Regions from separate parts of the Homo sapiens genome. Here region 1 is linked to region 2. A link is an interaction called in ENCODE POLR2A ChIA-PET data of the cell type or tissue named here. Cell type or tissue: MCF 10A. All regions are shown on one strand. Each heading gives the region's core, and the rest is flanking DNA. Links, peaks and the distances in the headings are about the cores only. Region 1 overlaps LIMS1 (LIM zinc finger domain containing 1). Region 2 overlaps LIMS1 (LIM zinc finger domain containing 1).

What was found. Peaks named below come from ENCODE experiments on the same cell type or tissue, not always from the same donor. Only the 100,000 strongest peaks of a DNase experiment are listed, where the experiment ranks them.
Region 1: POLR2A ChIA-PET joins it to region 2 with 6 read pairs; 2 of 35 experiments call an interaction of 5 or more read pairs at or near these places.

Annotation. Positions count from the first base shown.
Region 1 is chr2:108,679,749-108,685,077 of GRCh38, forward strand. LIMS1 (LIM zinc finger domain containing 1) reads left to right here. Exons shown (of 10, transcript NM_001193483.3): 9 at 947-1,022; 10 at 4,137-5,329. The coding sequence ends at 4,251. Among named protein-coding and RNA genes, the nearest start is that of LIMS1-AS1, 3.8 kb to the left of the region's middle. In MCF 10A, for the core only: no CTCF peak of the experiment used is centred there; no DNase peak of the experiment used is centred there.
Region 2 is chr2:108,570,570-108,575,951 of GRCh38, forward strand. All of the region lies in intron 1 of LIMS1 (LIM zinc finger domain containing 1), which reads left to right. Among named protein-coding and RNA genes, the nearest start is that of LIMS1, 39 kb to the left of the region's middle. RefSeq lists an enhancer at 4,531-5,382 and a silencer at 4,724-5,018. In MCF 10A, for the core only: no CTCF peak of the experiment used is centred there; DNase peaks (open chromatin) are centred at 2,682 and 5,182.

The DNA.
Region 1 (5,329 bases), core at 330-5,329, 110 kb after region 2:
CTCTACAAAATAAAAAATTAGCCAGGTGTGGTAGCACACACCTATGGTCCCAGCTACACAGGAGAACGAGAGGAGAAGATTGCTTGAGCCCAGGAGTTCGAGCTGTGATCGCACCACTGCAATACAGCCTGGACAACAGAGCGAGACCCTGTCTGAAAAACAAAAGAAAAGAAGCTCTCAGGAAAGAGGTTCTTGGCTGGGCATGGTGGCTCATGCCTATAATCTCAGCATTTTGGGAGACCGAGGCAGGTAGATTGCTTGAGCCCAGGAGTTCAAGACCGTCCTGGGAAACATGGCAAGACCGTGTCTCTATAAAAAATACAAAAATTAGACAGGTATAGGCCGGGCGCAGTGGCTCACGCTTGTAATCCCAGCACTCTGGGAGGCCAAGACGGGCGGATCACAAGGTCAAGAGATTGAGACCATCTTGGCCAACATGGTGAAATCCCGTCTCTATTAAATACAAAAATTAGCTGGGCATGGTGGCACGCACCTGTAGTCCCAGCTACTTGGGAAAATGAGGCAGGAGAATCGCTTGAACCCAGGAGGCGGAGGTTGCAGTGAGCCGTGATTGCGCCACTGCACTCCAGCCTGGCAACAGAGCGAGATTCCGTCTCAAAAAAAAAAAAAAAAAAAAAATTAGCCAGGTGTAGTGGCATGCACCTGTAGTCCCAGCTACTCAGGAGGCTGAGGTGGGAGGATCACTTGAGCCTGGGAGGTTGGGGTTACAGTGAGCCAAGATTGTGCCACTGTACTCCAGCCTGGGCTATAGAGCAAGACCCTGTCTCATTTAAAAAAAAAAAAAAAAAAAAAAAAGGTTCTTGAGAACCTCCACCAAGTGCCACAGACACAGTCGTAGTTCTGTTTTGGAGTTGAAATTCTAAGCTGCCCTGCTCCCCATACTGATGTATTTCCATGTGACCAGATCTCTTTCCTCTTTCTCCAGTGGTCTCTGCTCTTAATAAGGCCTGGTGCGTGAACTGCTTTGCCTGTTCTACCTGCAACACTAAATTAACACTCAAGTAAGTGTACGGTTTTGTCCAGTGTGAATCCTAAGACTGAAAACTTTGGGGAGACACTTAAAAAAAATCCTAGAATTTAGAAAAAGAGAATTATTTGATTTCTTATTTCCTCTTTCTGTTCAGGCCTTCTGAAAGTAAAGGTTCTTCCTTTAACTGTTCCCTGTTCTTTCTTCTATTCCTTCTTTGTCCTACTCAAAGGGATAAGTTTGTTGAAATTGACCTAAAGCCAGTCTGCAAACACTGTTATGAGAAAATGCCAGAAGAATTTAAGAGGCGACTTGCCAAACGGGAGAGAGAAGCAAAGGATAAGGACAAGCAGAAAAAGAAAAAGCCAGTCTGTTTGTAAACTTTTCTATCCCTGTGTCATCATTTTCACTGCTTTCTCCTTTGGTTAGTCCTTTGGAATATGTTTTTGTTCTGTTTCTGTCTTTTGCTTTCTTCCCCCCCTGCAACTTTTGGGCATGTATTTGTAGTCATCAGAGATTGAAATACAAGTATTTGTCCTATGTAGAACTGGTCCTTTTGCATAACTGCTAAAATTACAAAAATTAAATGAATACACTCCATACTTAATACAGTTTTGTGGTCATGTATTTCACTTACTCTGTAGACTCACTCACCTCATTTTTTAAACACCATATAGTATACATTTCTTTCTTTTTTTTTTAATGGATTTAAAGGGAAGAATTCTAATCTCTTAATAGACCCTGGAAAACATTTTAAAGGATTTTTGTCTGATTAACTGTAGCTTTTAAAATCCTGGTTTTTGGTTTCCTTGCCACGATCATTTAATTGATAAATTATAAGTGTTGTTTGATATTTTTAAAAATGCATATATTCTAAGTTATGTATTAAATTATTTCAGCATGGCGAGGCATGGTGGCTCACGCCTGTAATCCCAGCACTTTAGGAAGGCAGAGTGGAAGGATTGCCTGAGCCCAGGATTTTGAGACCAGCCTGGACTACATGCCTAGACCCCATCCGTCAAAAAAAAAAAACAAATTAGCCAGGCGTGGTGGCCCATACCTATAGTCCCAGCTACTCAGGAGGCTGAGGCTGCTGCAGTGAGCCATGACTGCCACTGCACTCCAGCTTGGGCGACAGAGTGAGACTCTGTCTCAAAAAAAAAAAAAAATCTTTCAGCATGTTTCGTATCTAAGCAAAGTCCATCTGATTTACGTAAGACATCTTCTTCTGTGATGTTCGAATGTGCATTCATACAATACCCATATGCTACTGTTTATGAATTCATTTCCTCAATGTCTTCAAACTCTTTTTTTATTCCTGATTTTTATGAGAAGTATTTCAATCTTTGAAATTCTTTTGAATTACCAGCATGATTGTTCCAGTTTTCCCTCATAGTTACCATTGTGTTTGGAGCTCTAAAAATATTTTGTTCCAGTTTACATGTTTCCTTCTATAAAGAGGAATTAAATGTAAATGTAAGATTAAAACAATGAGGCCGGGCATGGTGGCTCACGCCTGTGATCCCAGCACTTTGAGATGCCAAGGCAGCAGATCACTTGAGATCAGCCTGGGCAACATGGTGAAGCCCCGTCTCTACTAAAAATACAAAAAAATTAGCCAGGCATGGTGGCGGGTGCCTGTAATCCCAGATACTCGCGAGGCTGAGACAGGAGAATCGCTTGAACCTGAGAGGCGGAGGTTGCAGTGAGCCGAGATCGTGCCACTGCATTCCACCCTGGGCGACAGAGTGAGACTCTGTCTCAAAAAATAAAAAATAAAAAAGATTAAAACTGGAAAGCTTGCTAAGGTAGTCTGTCTGAAAACAGGAATAATTTTTTTCTTTTATCAAAAAAATGGCAGTTTTAATAGCTTTTGCTCTAAGATGACCTTGGGAGAAAAGCCGTAAAGTAATTCCCAGTGTAGTGTTTTAAAATAGAAGATTTTTCATTTTAGATATGTGTTTAGGAATTTCCTTTGTTACTAACATTGTCCTTTAAAATGATCTTGAAGCAAAGTCTAGTTTAATATAATGTTTAAATGCAGTAAAAATATCAGCAGATTTTATAATTTTTGTCATAGATAGCAATATACCACTAGATTTATTTCACAAATGCTACCTGAATATAATTTCACAGACAGTGAACAAGTTACCAAGTTGTATATTTACTCAATTCAAAATTAAACACTCTGGATTTCAACAGTAATAAGCTCCTGTAATTACCTGTTGGAAATGCATTACAGATGATCAGGAGGCTATCTGAAAAGTTGTCTTCTCCAGGACCATTTTAAAAATAAATTGATAATGTGTGTTGCTCTAGCTTTTCAAAAGAATAGTTGAGTTCTTCAAATAGCTACCGCTTACAATGCAACCACAGGTGATCTGGTTACATTTATGTTAAGAGTGATTAAAAACTTTCTTCCAACCTTTCTGTCAGATAACCAAAATAACCCCTTATAATTTAAAATTAATTAAACCTCATGGCTACCTAATTTAAAGTACTAAGTAAGATCATGTTGCCTCCAATAAAGAAATCATTCACATTATAAAAATATGATTCTTTCCTTTAGATAAATTTATCTTTAAGGTATTCTAAAATGTGATTACCATCCTAGGCAATACGACAGGACCCTGTCTCTACAAAAAAAAATTTTTAAGTTAGCCAGGCATAGTAGTATGCACTTGTGTCCCAGCTATTCAGGAGGCTGAGGTGGGAGGATGGCTTGAGTCCAGGAGTTAGAGGCTGCAGGGAGCTGTGATCACCACTGCACTCCAGCCTGAGTGACAGTCGAGGCTCTGTTTCCAAAAAAAAAAAAAAAAAAAAGTGATTGACTGTACTTAAGTTAATTATATTTACATTAGATTTCCTGTTTACTTAGTACTGAATAAAATGTAATCTACAGTCTGTGTTACACAGATGGATGTATAGAACCAATTTATAAGGACTTTTTTTTAAAATTATACTGAATTTTTATATATATATCACAATAAGAATTGAGGTTAGGATTATGGTTTTTTTACTAACATGAATATAATATCATCACCTAGTTGCCTTCGTTTAGTTCAGTACAATTACTGCACATCATTTATATATCTTTGTTGAATATGTTTCCACTAACTTCTTTTTTTTTATAATTTTTTGTCTTTAGGAATAAGTTTGTGGAGTTTGACATGAAGCCAGTCTGTAAGAAGTGCTATGAGAAATTTCCATTGGAGCTGAAGAAAAGACTTAAGAAACTAGCTGAGACCTTAGGAAGGAAATAAGTTCCTTTATTTTTTCTTTTCTATGCAAGATAAGAGATTACCAACATTACTTGTCTTGATCTACCCATATTTAAAGCTATATCTCAAAGCAGTTGAGAGAAGAGGACCTATATGAATGGTTTTATGTCATTTTTTTAATTAAAAAAGAAAAATTCATATAATCGTGTTTAAAACACAAATGAAGTCAGTATTTGCCTTTGTTAACCCTTATCCATTTGTTGACATGTAGACTGTTTACAAAAAAAAAACACATGGTTAAATGTTAAATTTTAATTAAGGCCCCCAAAAATTAAATATAACTTTTTAAAATGAAAGGAGTCACCTTTTACATGACTCAGGTGAAAAAACAGTATAAACATTAATTTACTTTGTGTTCAAAAGAAAATTCCAACTGCTGTTGGGGAAGGACACAGAAAAGAAAAATAACCACCCAAGAAAAACAAAAACAAGAAAAACAAATCTTATACAATCTTAGTATATTTATCAAACTAGTAGCTAGAAAGTGAATATGCACATTACTAAGACAAAAAACAAGTGTAATTCAGAACTACTTGATTTTTTTTAGTTAAATGCAATAATTATTATGCTTAGTTTTATAACCTGCTCTCCTTGTGAATTCTTCCTTCAAATGATTACTTAACGCAGTAGTAATAGCTAGCTGTAGGATGTCCTTTAAATTTTTGTGCAAAAAAAAATTTATACCAGGTATTTGGAAATATACTTTACAATATTGGAAAATGAAGTATTTTTAATGTATTACAGCAATTATGTTTCTAAGCTTAATGTTAAGCATGTAGTCTTAGAATAGGACATGAAATTAAATTGTATGTAGCTTGGAATATATTGCTTCAGAAAACTGAATGTGTATGTCGGTCATATTGCCTTTATAACCATGCTAATATCTATGCTTTATACATACTCAAACTTGCCTTGCCTTAAAAACATACATACTACATACTTAAATCAGGAATTCTAGCCATCTCACAGAATACCAACTAAAACTAAGTGCATTGAGATCTGAGATTGGTAAACCCAGATTCATTTACCACAGCTGTAATTAAGTTTTTAGAAACTATTC
Region 2 (5,382 bases), core at 190-5,189:
GAACTCCCACAAGCAAACAAACAGAAGATAAAAAAAGCTGAACTCTAAGGGGTTGTCTCCTGTATACTGTGATGGCCTGATTCACAGAGGGAGTGGCCGCATCTCAGAGGGAACGTGGCCATCCTGGGAGGCGGTGGAGAAGAGCGGGAGGAGTTAGCAAGGGAGAGCCCTGGAGGTCCGCAGTGCTGAGAGTGGTTGTGAGCAGCGACCTTGAGGAAGACCAGACTGAAGGTACTGGCTCTGCAGTCCTGCCCTGGAGGGGAAAGGGAGGCCAAGACCGCTCCTCCATCCCCTAAGTGTTAGCCGTCAGCTAGCTAATCCCAGCCTCTGGGAGCTCTTAATAGCTAACTGAAGAAAAATAACATAGCTTTTGGTCTAATGTGGTAACATTTCTCAAAGTTGCTAAAAACATTTCAAATGTCTGAATCTTCTTTTAAAATCTCTGGGCATTAATCAGTTACAGAAATCTTATTTGTATCTTTATTTCCTTTCCTTTCTGCATCAGATATTATTACGTATACTGTTTATTGGGAGGGATGTAAATATTATGCACCCTTCCCTCAAGAAGCTTAGAGTGCAGTAGAGAAGACAGAGTGTTTATAAATAATGGTAAATATTTATGATACCAGTGGTAATAGTAGTAATCATAAGATATAAGGTTGTCTTTCTAGATAACCATTTGAGGTTATCTGGAGGGAGAAGGAAGATCTTTTTAAGGGTGGAGAAATTGAGAGCTAAAGATTATGTAAACTTTACAGGTGTGAGTCTTCCACACATTGCATCTGACATGTAAATAGCAAGAGGCTCCATGAAAATGACTCTGTTAGTCATGTTAGTGTGAACAGTGATCGTGGATGTTTTGAGCCACAGTCCACTACTGTTCCCAGTGTGCTGGACATTCTCCTTGAGCTATTTATAAACAGGAAATATACCTCTTTGAAAATAAACATTGGCGTACATAATTGCACGGAATCCTGTTACTCATCTAAGGTGGGACAATAAATAGCCTTAAAAAATGTTGTAATACCTTACATTGGAATAGCATTTTATTGTGAACAAGGCAGTCTGTTTTATGAATAGTACAAAAGCTTACTAATGCTGTGATAGAAGTAGGAATGAGTGTTTTAGACAGTGAATCTTAAACGTTTAATCTTTTCTTTCGTTGAAGACTATCACTTTTCAGTTTCTGACAATTTAGCACATAATTCTGTATGATAAGAAAATACAGATGGGGACATGGGCTTAATGCTATTGAGGAAAACTGTTCAATGTAGGGACAGGCACCTGAGAAACTGTCTTCAAATGTGTCTCATTGAGCCCCAGCTGCTCTTCCAGAGCTCAACTGGACCTGACAACAGCTGTCTCTAAGCCAGGAACCATGGGCCCTTATATTTTAAAAAGGATGGGTAAGGGGATGTTCTGTTGGAAAATATGCATTTAGTGTAGCAATGCCAAAACTGTAATAATATACATGAATGCATGTTGAGCTTATGTCTAAATACTGGTTGTGTCATGAGTGGCCTATTATAAAGCCACTAGAAAAGTTATTTTGAAAGAGGATTTGAGGGACTGGGCTTTTTTTTTTATCATGGAATTTATATCCTAATCCTGACTTTGTGTACATTTCTGTTGTGTCTTACTGTTCTCTCCCTTACTTAAACTTCCCTTCACTGAAATACAACTTACATACAATAAGCTACTTGTATTCAATTTTACAATATAAGTTCTGACCCATGAGGTTGTTACCACAGTCAAGAAAATGAGCATAACCCTTTGTAATCCTTCTCTCCCTTGGTCTCTGGGACTCTTGCTTTTTTTTTTTTTTTTTTTTGAGGCAGAGTCTTGCTCTATTGCCCAGGCTGGAGTGCAGTGGCGCAGTCTCAGCTCACTGCAACCTCTGCCTCCCAGATTCATGTGATTCTCCTGCCTCAGCCTCCTGAGTATCTGGGATTACAGGCAGGAGGATTACCCCACCCAGCTAATTTTTTGTATTTTTAGTACAGACAGGGTTTCACTATGTTGGCCAGGTGGGTCTCGAACTCCTGACCTTGTGTTCCACCCGCCTCGGCCTCCCAAAGTGCTGGGATTACATGCATGAGCCACTACGCCCGGCCTGACTCTTTTGCTCTTGATGTGTATAGGAGGAATAAGCTACAGAAAGGTGTAGGGGACGGTAGGCAACGATTACACTTTGAAGTCGGGTGGTCTTGGAAGTGTAGGAAAACATTTTGAGAAACACTGTCTTAGAGAATTCTCTAACATTCTGGAACTGGCCGCTGAACCTGCCTCCCCACCCTTCTGTCATCCAGGTCTCTCTTGTCCTAGAACCCACATAAATTGCAGTAGTAAACTTGTATTGTGTGTTAGCTTTGTTGCTGTTCCGCAGCTTCCTGGGCCACATCAGACTGAGTGTATGCTTGTCGGTGCTTCCCAAACTGGTGAAGAATAAGGATTTTAAAAAATACTTTCTAGTCTATTGTTAAGTGACACTTCTGTAAAAGACAATTAAAATGGGATGCTAGAAAAATAAAAAAGGTCATATGAATGCAAGTCCCAGTTGTTTCTCTTTATATTCAGCAGATGTAAAATTTCTATGTCACATTGGTAAGTTTCTAAATACTTACTCTCAATTTCTGCACTTATTTTATTGCAGAGTGATTACAACATTTTGTGATTCATGGGCCACACTGAGCAATACTGATCAGCAGTCCTGCTTCTCCCGTTTTCTTTTCTTTTCTTTTTTTTTTTTTTCTACTGGGTACAGTGATCTTTTGGCCATGCTTTTAGAGTTTCCCACTTGGAATGTTCTGCAGCTTTTAGCCAGTTATTTTGGCGTAAGAAATGAAAGGAAACTAACAGTTGCTCTTGAATACTTAACGATACACCAGCTGATGGGAAAAGCATTTTTATTTTTTATTTCTAGGTGATCCTCAAAACAACCCTGCAAAGTAAGTGGTATTAGCCCCACTGCAGGGATGAATTACCTCACTTGTAATCATGTGTTATTTAACAAATATTGCTGCGTGCCTGGTAGAGACCAGGTGTATGCTTGGCTCTAGGGATACAGCAGAAAGCAGAGCAGACAGAACTCTCTGTCTTCATGGTGCTCATGTCCTTGTTGGGGATGGTAGAGACACATCATAAACAAATAAAGCGTATAGTGTATCAGATGGTGATGAACAGTATGGAGGAATGAGCTAGAGAAGGGTGTAGGGGACAGTAGGCAACGATTACACATTGAAGTCAGTTGATCTTGGAAGTCTTCTCTGAGGTGACCTTGGGCCAAGATCAGGCTGAGGAAGAGAAGACTTGGAGCAGCAGAGGTGAGGTCCTGCAGTTTTGAGGAACTCACTGAGGTTAGGGACTCTTCTCATGCCATTCAGCTAGGGAATGGCTGATAATAAATGTATGCTTTATAGTCTTTACTCACTCTCCATGTTCTTGGTTTAAAAGATGCCTGAATCCCCCCTCCCCCCCACCAAAAAAAAGTGGAAATCAGTCTGGGAATGGGAAGGTGGAATTTATGTGTGGATTTTGCTTTTGATGATTAGGTCTGGATATTTTTCAAGGCTTTAAGTATCTTTTTCCTAAGGGTATGAAGTACATGAGTTTTGTAATGGAGTTTCCATTTTTAAGTGGATGAAATTTCTCTAGGGGACATGAAAAGCTAGACAAGATCAGGGAAGGGGCTTTCAAAAAAGAAGAGATTAAAGCTTTGGGAAAAAGGCATTGCTTTTGTTTAAGCACTTTGAAGTTAAGGATGTGTAGGTTATTCCCTGCTTATGAATGACCTGGTGCTTAGAGACAGCTCTCCTTGTATTTGACAGCAGCATTTGCTGGGGCTTTTTTCTCATCTGGCTGCTCTCCACTGCCCAAGACTTACCTTCTGCAAACTCCGAGAGCTCTGACCCAAACCTTTCACTCGAGGTCATGGCTCCCAAACCTCCCACTGCTTCTGTGCTCTCTCACCTCCTCCACCAGCCTTCAATTGGGTTAGAGAGGAGGAGGAGTAGGGATGATGACTGTTTATAACTAGTAAGTATTCTAGTCTCATTTGAGCTTGTGCACTACATAAAATTGGTAGGCAGGTATTACTATACCTGTTTTACAGATGAGAAATGTGAAGCTCACAGATGTTAAATAATTTGTCCAAGGTCATCATTCCCGGTAAACCAGAGTAAAGACCTGAAGCAAACTCTTTGGTTTTCCTGTCCCTGATTGCTGCTACCCCATCTCCTTTTTCAGCTACGTTTTTTTGGTGAAGGAAGCTTTTGGAGATTGGTCATGGTTTTATTTTTATGGAATTTACTATATGGTTTTATGGAAAATGTGTTCCAGGGTTGGAAACTTAATATAGATCCTACTTCAGATTTTTGGTCATTGGGTTGGGGACTAACTAAATATCATTTTGATTTTTACCGTGCCTTGCTATTTTTTAGGTTGAAATTTAATAATTCATATAAGTGTCCTTTGAAATTTGGCAGGATACTCTTCTTTTGAAGTATTACCTGCTGTTTCTCATTGTAGGTTATATTTCTTAGTAACACGCCTCAACACTCTTGGGGTTCTCAATCTTACAAATAACTTCTCTCACCCTTTTTTTTTCCTAGCTAGTTTGTTTAATCATTTGTAACTTCCCCTCCAAGGTTGGGGAGGATGGAGGTGGGGTTTTTCAGCTTGGGGTTATATGGTTTTTGATCCTCTTACAAACATAGTTATATGCTCGTTAGAATGTGAGCTAATCATTCTTCAAAAAAATGCAAAAGAGTTAGCCAACGTGGTGTTGATGGCTGTGAAACCTGAGTCCTCTCAGTTAGCTGAAATAGTAGAGATTTGCTGCCCTTACGGCTCACAGAGCTGCAGCCTAGCAGGTGCTGTTACTTCTTTGTTTAAAGCGTGTTAGCCATCCAGATGTTTCTAGCTCTTTCTCTTTCATCAGAGAACATTCTTCTTGAAATTTAATGTGGAGGCCCTTTTGCTCTGGTGCATTTTCTTACTCCAAATTCCTGCATTTGTCACCACTTAGTCACAGTCAGGCTATTGGGCTAAGTGGTCTGGGTGAACACTGATGTTAGAGTTGCAGGGTTTGCTGCAGCCCACCTCTTGTTCTCCAGCTTCCTTTTAGGCATCGTTTATTTTTATTCTTTAAAGTATTTTATGTTTTGATTTGTTATAACTATTGCAGAAATCAATCCTGAGTCATCAGGGTTGTTTAGTCTTTCTCCTTTTGTGCGTTTGTGTGTGTGTGGTATTATTCATTTTGGCTGTTTGGATGGCATGTGATACAGCATTTTTTATTTTGTAGCCAAAACCAAACCAAGAGGTTGCCAACAGGACAGAAAAAAGCAGCAAGATAATATTAATAGGCACGTGTGCTTGCAC